Linked DNA regions of Homo sapiens: all the other regions are linked to region 1. A link is a contact called in ENCODE Hi-C or POLR2A ChIA-PET data. All regions are on one chromosome and are shown on one strand. The core of a region is the stretch at or near the end of the contact, and the rest is flanking DNA. Distances in the headings are between cores, read along the strand shown.

Region 1 (2,577 bases), core at 33-2,532:
CTTCTTTAAAGGAGAGTTCTTTAACTGATTTTCATTTAAAGTAAAATTTAAATTTTACTCTAGAAATTATTTTAGTCTCTTTCAAAGAAAACAATACATTTGCATTTGCCTCTTTTGTTTTAGGTAGTTCAACTTATCAGCAATGAGATACTACCTTATGCCAATTTTATTCCTAAGGAATTTGTTGGTCAAATAATGACAATGCTTAACAAGGGCTCAATACATTCTCAGTCATCTTCATTTACAGGTATGTTAATTTTTTTAAGTATTAAAAAGTATTGAAGTACTTTTGAAGAAACTGTCAGTAGAAATGTTTAATCCTATGATTTTGGTAATGTAAACTGGAGAATGGTAAGGTGATTTTTAGGATTGTAATATAGAACTAAGCTTTATGAGGAGAAATGTTATGACATGACTATTCTGTGGAATAGAATGTTTTTATTCCATGTTTCTATTCTGTGAAATACTGTGTTTCTGATCATATATCAGAAACACTGAACTAAATTTTTTAAATATCATAACTGCAAACTGTGAAGAATTAAATTGCAAAGCACTTTATGGAATCCATGGATGTCACTGCAGGCTGACAGAAGTTACCAGTTTTGTGAAGTCATAGATTGGAAAGGAATATAAAAATATGAATGTATATTCTGCCACTTAGCAGTCAATTAACTTTTGAGTCTCAGTTTTGTAATCTTTAAAATGGAGATATTAATACCATCTTCTCAGGACTATAAATTACAGAGTTCATTTAAAAAAATAAGATGCCTCAACATTTTTTAAGGGAATTAACATTTACTCAGTGCCAACTATGTACAAGATACTATGCTAGAATGTTATATTATTTCTCACAACATTTCTGTGAGGATAGGTAAGACCATATTACAGGAAAGAAAATTGATTTAGAAAGGTTGAAAAAATTGCTCACAATCTTAGGGCTAGAGGCCAAATTCATGCTTAAAAAGAACTACATGCTTCTTTTCATTATATCATGCTGCCTTAATTGGGAACTGATATATAAATTACTGTTTGTTATTAATTCTCTTTTTGTAAACCTGAGCTCAAGTCTTAAACTGTGGCATCAGCCAGGTGCAGTGATTCATGCCCATAATCCTAGTGTTCTGGGATCGCTAGGTGGGATCCCAAGGTGGGAGGATCGCTTGAGGCCAGTAGTTTGAGACCAGCCTGGGCAGCACAGTGAGACTGCCTCTGTCTCTACAAAAGATTTTAAAATTAGCTGGGCATGGTGACACATGCCTGTAGTCCTAGATACTCGGGTGGCTGAAGTGGGATGGCTTGAGCCCAGGAGGCCGAGGTGACGGAGTTATGATTGTACCACTGCATTTTAGAGTGCACTCTGGGCAACAGAGCAAGACTCTTGTCTCATATATATGTATATATGATTTAAAAACTACATTTTGGGAGGCCGAGACGGGCAGATCACTTAAGGTCAGGAGTTCAAGACCAGCCTGGCCAACACGGTGAAACCCTGTCTCCACTAAAAATAATTAGCCAGGTGTGATGGCATTTGTCTGTTATCCCAGCTACACAGGAGGCTGAGGCAGGAAAATTGCTTGATTCGGGAAGCGGAGGTTGCAGTGAGCCAGGATCACACTACTGCACTCCAGCCTGGGCGACAGAGCGAGACTGTCTCAAAAACAAAAAAGAAAAAAGAAACTGTAAATTTGTGCCATGCAGATCCTTAATCCTCAGAATTTACTAGAGCCTTAACTAGCTTCTCCTATTTTGTGCTGAGCATTTTAAAGAGCATTTATGTGTACAGTTTGACCACTAGATGTCTCTCATACTGCTCACTTCACATACTAGTTCTTTTTTCTAGCCCAAACAGTTTTTAAAACTGGCCTGGTAAAGTGTGGGTTTAGCAAACATGAGAATCTCGGGGAAAATTTTAAACCCCGCTTATCTTAATGTAGCCAACTTTTTATTATTAAGAGTATGTGAAAATATTTAACTTTTAATAAAATACACATTAAGAACAATATTCACAATTAGGTATAAATGTCCAAAGTTAAATAAGGGCTATTGAGTTACCAAGTATACTTTTACTGGCAGTTTTCTGATAATATATCTTGCTATGTATAGTATTAAATTTACCAAGACAAGAAAGGTGCATGGACATTCTTTCAGTGACTTTGCCATATGACACATGTCTTCTCAGCACTAACTTGGAGTTTTCCAACACCTGGGAAGCTTCACGTGAGAGTCCTTCACCACCACAACAATGCTCCTGCTCATTCCTCTCATCAGACAAGGGCAATTTTGTAAGAGTTTCAGTGGGAAATCATTAGGCATCCACTTTACAGTTGTAATTTGGCTCTTTTTGTTTTCTTTTTGTTTCGGATCTTAAAATACCATTGAAGGACAGCCTTTTTCTTCAGTCAATAATGTAAAAAAGACAGCATTGACATGGTTAAATTCCCAGGACCTCAGTTTTTTACAGATAAACTAAATGGCTGGTATCATCGCTTACAAAAGTGTCTTGAACTTGATTGAGCTTATGTTGAAAAATAAAGTTTGTAGTTTTCATTAAAAAAAAAAAACTTAGAGTTTTCCTTA
Region 2 (2,577 bases), core at 47-2,546, 150 kb after region 1:
AACTGATGACATGGTCTTGTGAAATTCCTTCTCCTGGCTCATCCTGGCTCAAAAGCTCCCCTACTGAGCACCCTGTGACCCCCACTCTGCCCGCCAGAGAACAACCCCCCTTTGACTGTAATTTTCCTTTACCTACCCGAATCCTATAAAACGGCCCCACCCCTATCTCCCTTTGCTGACTCTCTTTTCGGACTCAGCCCACCTGCATCCAGGTGAAATAAACAGCTTTATTGCTCACACAAAGCCTGTTTGGTGGTCTCTTCACATGGAGGCACATGGAAGTTTCCCGTTTAAGCTGTTACAAACAGTGCTGCTATGCACGCTCTGGTCTTTGGGTAAACATTCATACGCATTTCTGTTAGGTACACACTTAGGAGTAACACTGCTGGACCACAGCACTTTCAACTTCAGGGAGACTGCCAAACTCTTTTTCAAAGGAGTTGTTCCAATTTCCACCCTCATCAGCAGAATGTGGAAAATAAGAATACTCATGTGTTAAATAAGATAAATGAGATGGCAGATTCCACGACAGAAAATCTTTTGTAAAGTTCTCTGACTAAAACTAGAATCCTCTACCTAAAACTTATACATTAATTAATTTTTTAAATGTTCAGACCTCACAGCATTTGAGAGAAAGTAATCAAAATACGAATTTTCCGTGTACAATACAAAACTTTTTTTTTTTAATTGAGTAATCTCTCCTTTTTCTTGCCCTTAGAAGGGGAAAATCTCCTCAGATTATATGAGAAGAGGATTGGAAGCCTTGCAATTCAAGATGATTTATCAAGATAGAAAGTCTAAGGTCAAGAATGAAATGAAATTAATAATGTCAGCCAAACCACTGGTGATCACTAACAGTCACGCTAACAGTCAAATGAGACAGCTTTTCCAGAGCCAAGGCTGGCTGCCTGATTTACAGTGCAGGAATAGAATATTTTGGTTTGGGTTAGAAAAAATGTGAAATGGCTGAGACCCAAATATGTATAGGTTGGATTCTTTCATAAAGAACTCTGTTCTTAATTTGTTGTCAAAAATCTCAAAGTAACAAGAACCGAGCTTGTATATATAAGCTATTACAGAACTGAATACGAATAAAATTCTGCCTGGTTTATGAAGATTTTAAGAGAAGTTCACATTTAAATTTCTACGTGATCCAGGGGACCTATTGTAAACAGAAAAAAATGCCACAATAGCTTCTAGTCTGCCATTTTATAATTAGAAAATTTGAACCTCATATGCCATTTTATGAAAGGAGGTTAAATGAGGAAGTAGGTGGGACTGGAGTGGATTTTTTTATGACTCAGACATTCTCCCAGGGAGCAAAACACGGAGATATTGAAACTGTCTCTTTCTGAATAAAGCCAGGCTTGCTGGCTTTAGCCACCTGCTCTCAAGGTTAGGTGGGATGCCAAGGTGGTGCACCTGTCATTTTGACCCACCAGCACGCTTGAACCTCCCCACTTATAGCCTCCTGTCTTCAAAGCAGGTTCAGGCTTAAGGAATACTTTTCTGCAGACAACTCTTGAGCAGGAAAAATCCCAGAGAGCCAAGCAGCACCAGGGAAACAGCAGACAAACAGAACCCGGCTCGGCGTTGAGAGCTGGGGGTAGTTCCAAGGACATTGCAAGAAATCACCTCAGATAATGTTGCACTTGTGTTCATCAAATATGTACTTGAAACCCACGTTCATCTCTTCTATACATTGCCCTTGATGAAAAACAGCTGCAAACTTGGATTATTCTGCAAGGACAGAAGTATGTTATTTGAAGATATGATGACACCGGCACGACTTAATGTAATCAAGTCAGAGTTTATAAATATGTACCGGCAGAATGGAGGGAAAACCATCACTCTCATACCTCAGGGCTATGGATGTCTCCTGAGGGAGATCCATTTCTGGCTGTGACCTGAAGCAAAGGTAGGGGTGATTTCCTTGAGGCCACAGTATCAGAACAGTAAAATCTGTTGTGAAATGTCCATCAACCAGACACCCTTCCCTCCTATCTGAGCCTTGACTCCACCAAAACATTCTGTCCAGCTTGGTGAAGCCCCTTAAATATTTTATTTCAATCACCATGGAGACCTTAGAAACAAAACCCAGCAACAGAAGAGCAAGGGTTAGTCACGACTGCAGATCATCAGCTCTCCCTGGTGCTGAGGCAGGAGTGCCCGTCCCTTGAACTCCTCATCACACACCTGCCACATTCCGTGTGAACATGTCAAACCCTCAAGCCTGCTCAATTAATCACCCTGCCTGAGAATCTATGAAACAAAGTTCACATTACCCAGAGAGCCACATGAAGGGCCCTCTGAGGTCAGAATGCAAGACCAAACAAAATTAATGTGCCTGCCACATCCATCATCTTGTAATCTGCTTCCAGTTCCATAATCCCCGAATGTCCAGACTGTGCATACCAAGAACACTGAACATTCCTCTTTGATGTGGATCAAAATGGTTCATGTAGAAAGGACTCTGACCACCTTCTTCACTAGCAAGAAAAGCATTTACCATTTCTACAAGTCAAACAGACCTGGGACTGCAGACATCTGCTCAATGCAAGTGGCTAGGGACCCAGA
Region 3 (2,577 bases), core at 25-2,524, 130 kb after region 1:
CATGTGACCGCCTTCCAGCCTGAGTGACAGAGTGAGACCCTGTCTTTAAAAAAAACAAAAAAAACAAACCAAAACAAAAAACTCTTTGCTGTTGGGATGCTGAGTTACAGAGAGCTCCTTGCACCACACCATTCCCAACTATACCCACGCTCTTCTACTATGTAGACCACAGCACCATGCCGTAGAACTTTCTGTGATGATGGAGACGTTCTATATCTGCATGGTCCAATTCAGCAGCCACTAGCCACATGTGGCTACTGAGCAACTGAGATGTGGCTAGGGCAACTCGGGAAATAAATTTTTAATTTTATGTAATTTAGCTAATTTAAATGGCCACATGTGGCTAGTGGCTACTGTGCTCGAGAGCACAGAGAATGGAAATTTCTCTTTGCCTCAATAAAAGTAGAAAGTGCTGAAAGGAGAAAATGGGCTAACTCCACTCTGCTCCCAGTGGAAAATCCCCTATTTGCTCATAGTTTTAAGGGAAACAGAGGAGGGAAAATTATCGTGATGTATCATCAAGTTAGAATTATAAAAAGTTAGGGGCTCTAAGGGACAAAATAAAACACTGCCATCTCTGGAATCTTTCTAATGGGATCTGTCTTTTCCAGCAGCTCTAAAAGCAGAGCAAAGCCTACCCCCTGCCGCCACCACACTTAGAGGTTCGCAGCAATGGTCAGAGGAAGTATTTACGAGAGACCTAGGCCAGGATCTGCCCAAGGCCCCAGAAGCTTGGCAGAGCAAAGTACACAAGGTGCCTATCGCCAAAACAGGACTCTCTTTACCAAGTCAAGCATGTGATCTCAAGTTACCAGTCCAGCCTGCCCCTGAAATGAGACCATCATAACGTTAGAAAGGCTTTGCTTAAAGGAAGAATTCTGGTATACTTTGCTCATGACCAGAACCATCTGGAAGCAATCTAGCATTCACAAGATGGACTTTTCTTCTTTGGCCCTTGCTCTCTCTACAAATCCCATCAGCCCAGGAACAGCTGCTGGAGAATCTGGCCTGGCGCCAGGGGTGAAGTTTCAGCCCCCTCCCACACACATGTCCCTCTGGGTCCCTGGCTTGCTTGCCACCCCAGGTGGCTGGACATGGCACGAAGTACGCTGATCCTACTTGAGAAAGCGGAATAGCCAGTGGTCACAGGAGCAGAGACTTGGTGCCACAAAGCGAGCTGTGAGAAACTGCTGTTTCAACTCGGTAACATAGACACTTGCCAGTAAATTATGGCCTGAGACATCTCAGAGGGCTGCGGGTCGGGATACACTGCTCTCAAGGCAACACAATGCCAGCTACAGTGTGCATCCTGCAACAGCAGCTCAACACAAAGGGATGGGGAGGATGGGCCCCAGCTTGGGGATTCTGGCACCGGGACCAATGACACCATGCGCAGGAGGTGAGAGCCAAGGGGGTGATAGGGAGAGCAAGGGAAGACTCCATCAGGAATGAACTCAGCACTGGGGGCACTGCGAAGAGAATGGCTTTGTAAATCTAGCCACTGTGCAAACTATCTGAGGAGAGGGGGAAGGGGAGGTGGGGGAGCCAGGGAAGAGGCCAACTGCATTATGAAGGTCCTGGTGACAATAACCTTTTGTCCTCAAAACAATTTGAGCCTGCCAAGCTGCTCCACAGTCTCCGTGAAAGCATGAGGGTGGGAAAAAAAAGGATCCCCATTAAGAGGCAACAGACTCATCCTTAATTATGAGACAAGCCTTCCCAGAGCTGACATCCTCTCCCACACTTCCTCCTGCAGCAGACACACCACTGAGTGCCGGCGTGGTGCTCCTCTAATGAGAGCAGGCAATTTTTCTAAGAACTGGTCCTTTTGGGATCTTCCCCAGAACCCCCACCCCCAAATGACACAAGCTCTTAGTGAGAAGTGTGAAGCATCAGTTTAATTTGAGCAATGGTCTACAGGGTCAGACTGGGGACTAGAAAAGGGACGGCCTCAGCAGTCCTAAAATGCTTCATTCCATCCTCTTGACCCTATAGGATCGTCAAGACACCAGTCCTGGTGGACAGAGGGCCCCTGCTTAAATGTACACCGAAGCTCGAAACTGAATGATCATGTCTAATTATCCTAAAGAAAAGCTGACTGGCACACTGTATTAGAAAGAACCCCAACAAAAAGTCAGAAACCTGGATTCTAGTCCTTATTCTGACACATTTGCATCAGCTGTGTGCAAGCTGTGTCAGAAGCTGAGCAAACCACCTAATACCTCTAGGCCTCAATTTGCTCACCTGCAAAATGGGAGTAAGGGGGGGTCATTCCACATTTGGCAGTTTAGCACCTTAGTAAGCACCACACACTCTGAAGTTACGCTGCCTGGATTCATATCCCACTTTCTCCTCTTACGAGTTATGTAACCTTGAGCAACTTAGCTCTGTGCCTCAGTTTCCTCATCTGTAAAATGTACCTAGTTCACAGGACTGTTTTAAGCGTTAGGTATGAGGAATTAGGTAAAGCTCTCATCATAGTGTCTGGCCCTTAGCTCTTCCAATAATTGTCAGCCCCATTACCATGATGATTAGTGGAAGATGAGGAAGAAAAAAAATTCCACAACTAGGCATTTA

Evidence for each region. Hi-C counts contacts between places; a loop is a spot of excess contacts on that map. ChIA-PET counts read pairs that join two places held with the same protein, here RNA polymerase II (POLR2A). Pooled maps may share reads with other maps.
Region 2: a pooled map shows a loop between it and region 1 (2.7-fold over the local background). The contact joins two enhancer-like sites. A Hi-C loop is called at or near these places in 3 of 50 pooled maps. POLR2A ChIA-PET finds 5 or more read pairs at or near these places in 3 of 52 experiments (B cell, H1 and HEK293).
Region 3: a map of CD4-positive, alpha-beta T cell shows a loop between it and region 1 (2.0-fold over the local background). The contact joins two enhancer-like sites. A Hi-C loop is called at or near these places in 1 of 168 maps with a recorded cell type or tissue (CD4-positive, alpha-beta T cell) and 1 of 50 pooled maps. POLR2A ChIA-PET finds 5 or more read pairs at or near these places in 3 of 52 experiments (H1, HEK293 and WTC11).

The regions. Positions count from the first base shown.
Region 1 is chr12:62,580,174-62,582,750 of GRCh38, forward strand. It overlaps MON2 (MON2 regulator of endosome-to-Golgi trafficking), which reads left to right. Exons shown (of 35, transcript NM_015026.3): 32 at 124-247. Among named protein-coding and RNA genes, the nearest start is that of MIRLET7IHG, 21 kb to the right of the region's middle. Within about 2 kb of position 1,283, at least 2 of the 41 ENCODE cell types and tissues checked have a DNase peak (open chromatin) inside an H3K27ac peak, as active enhancers do.
Region 2 is chr12:62,729,980-62,732,556 of GRCh38, forward strand. The region is part of intron 5 of PPM1H (protein phosphatase, Mg2+/Mn2+ dependent 1H); the gene reads right to left. Among named protein-coding and RNA genes, the nearest start is that of MIRLET7I, 130 kb to the left of the region's middle. Within about 2 kb of position 1,297, at least 10 of the 41 ENCODE cell types and tissues checked have a DNase peak (open chromatin) inside an H3K27ac peak, as active enhancers do.
Region 3 is chr12:62,713,922-62,716,498 of GRCh38, forward strand. The region is part of intron 6 of PPM1H (protein phosphatase, Mg2+/Mn2+ dependent 1H); the gene reads right to left. Among named protein-coding and RNA genes, the nearest start is that of MIRLET7I, 110 kb to the left of the region's middle. Within about 2 kb of position 1,275, at least 8 of the 41 ENCODE cell types and tissues checked have a DNase peak (open chromatin) inside an H3K27ac peak, as active enhancers do.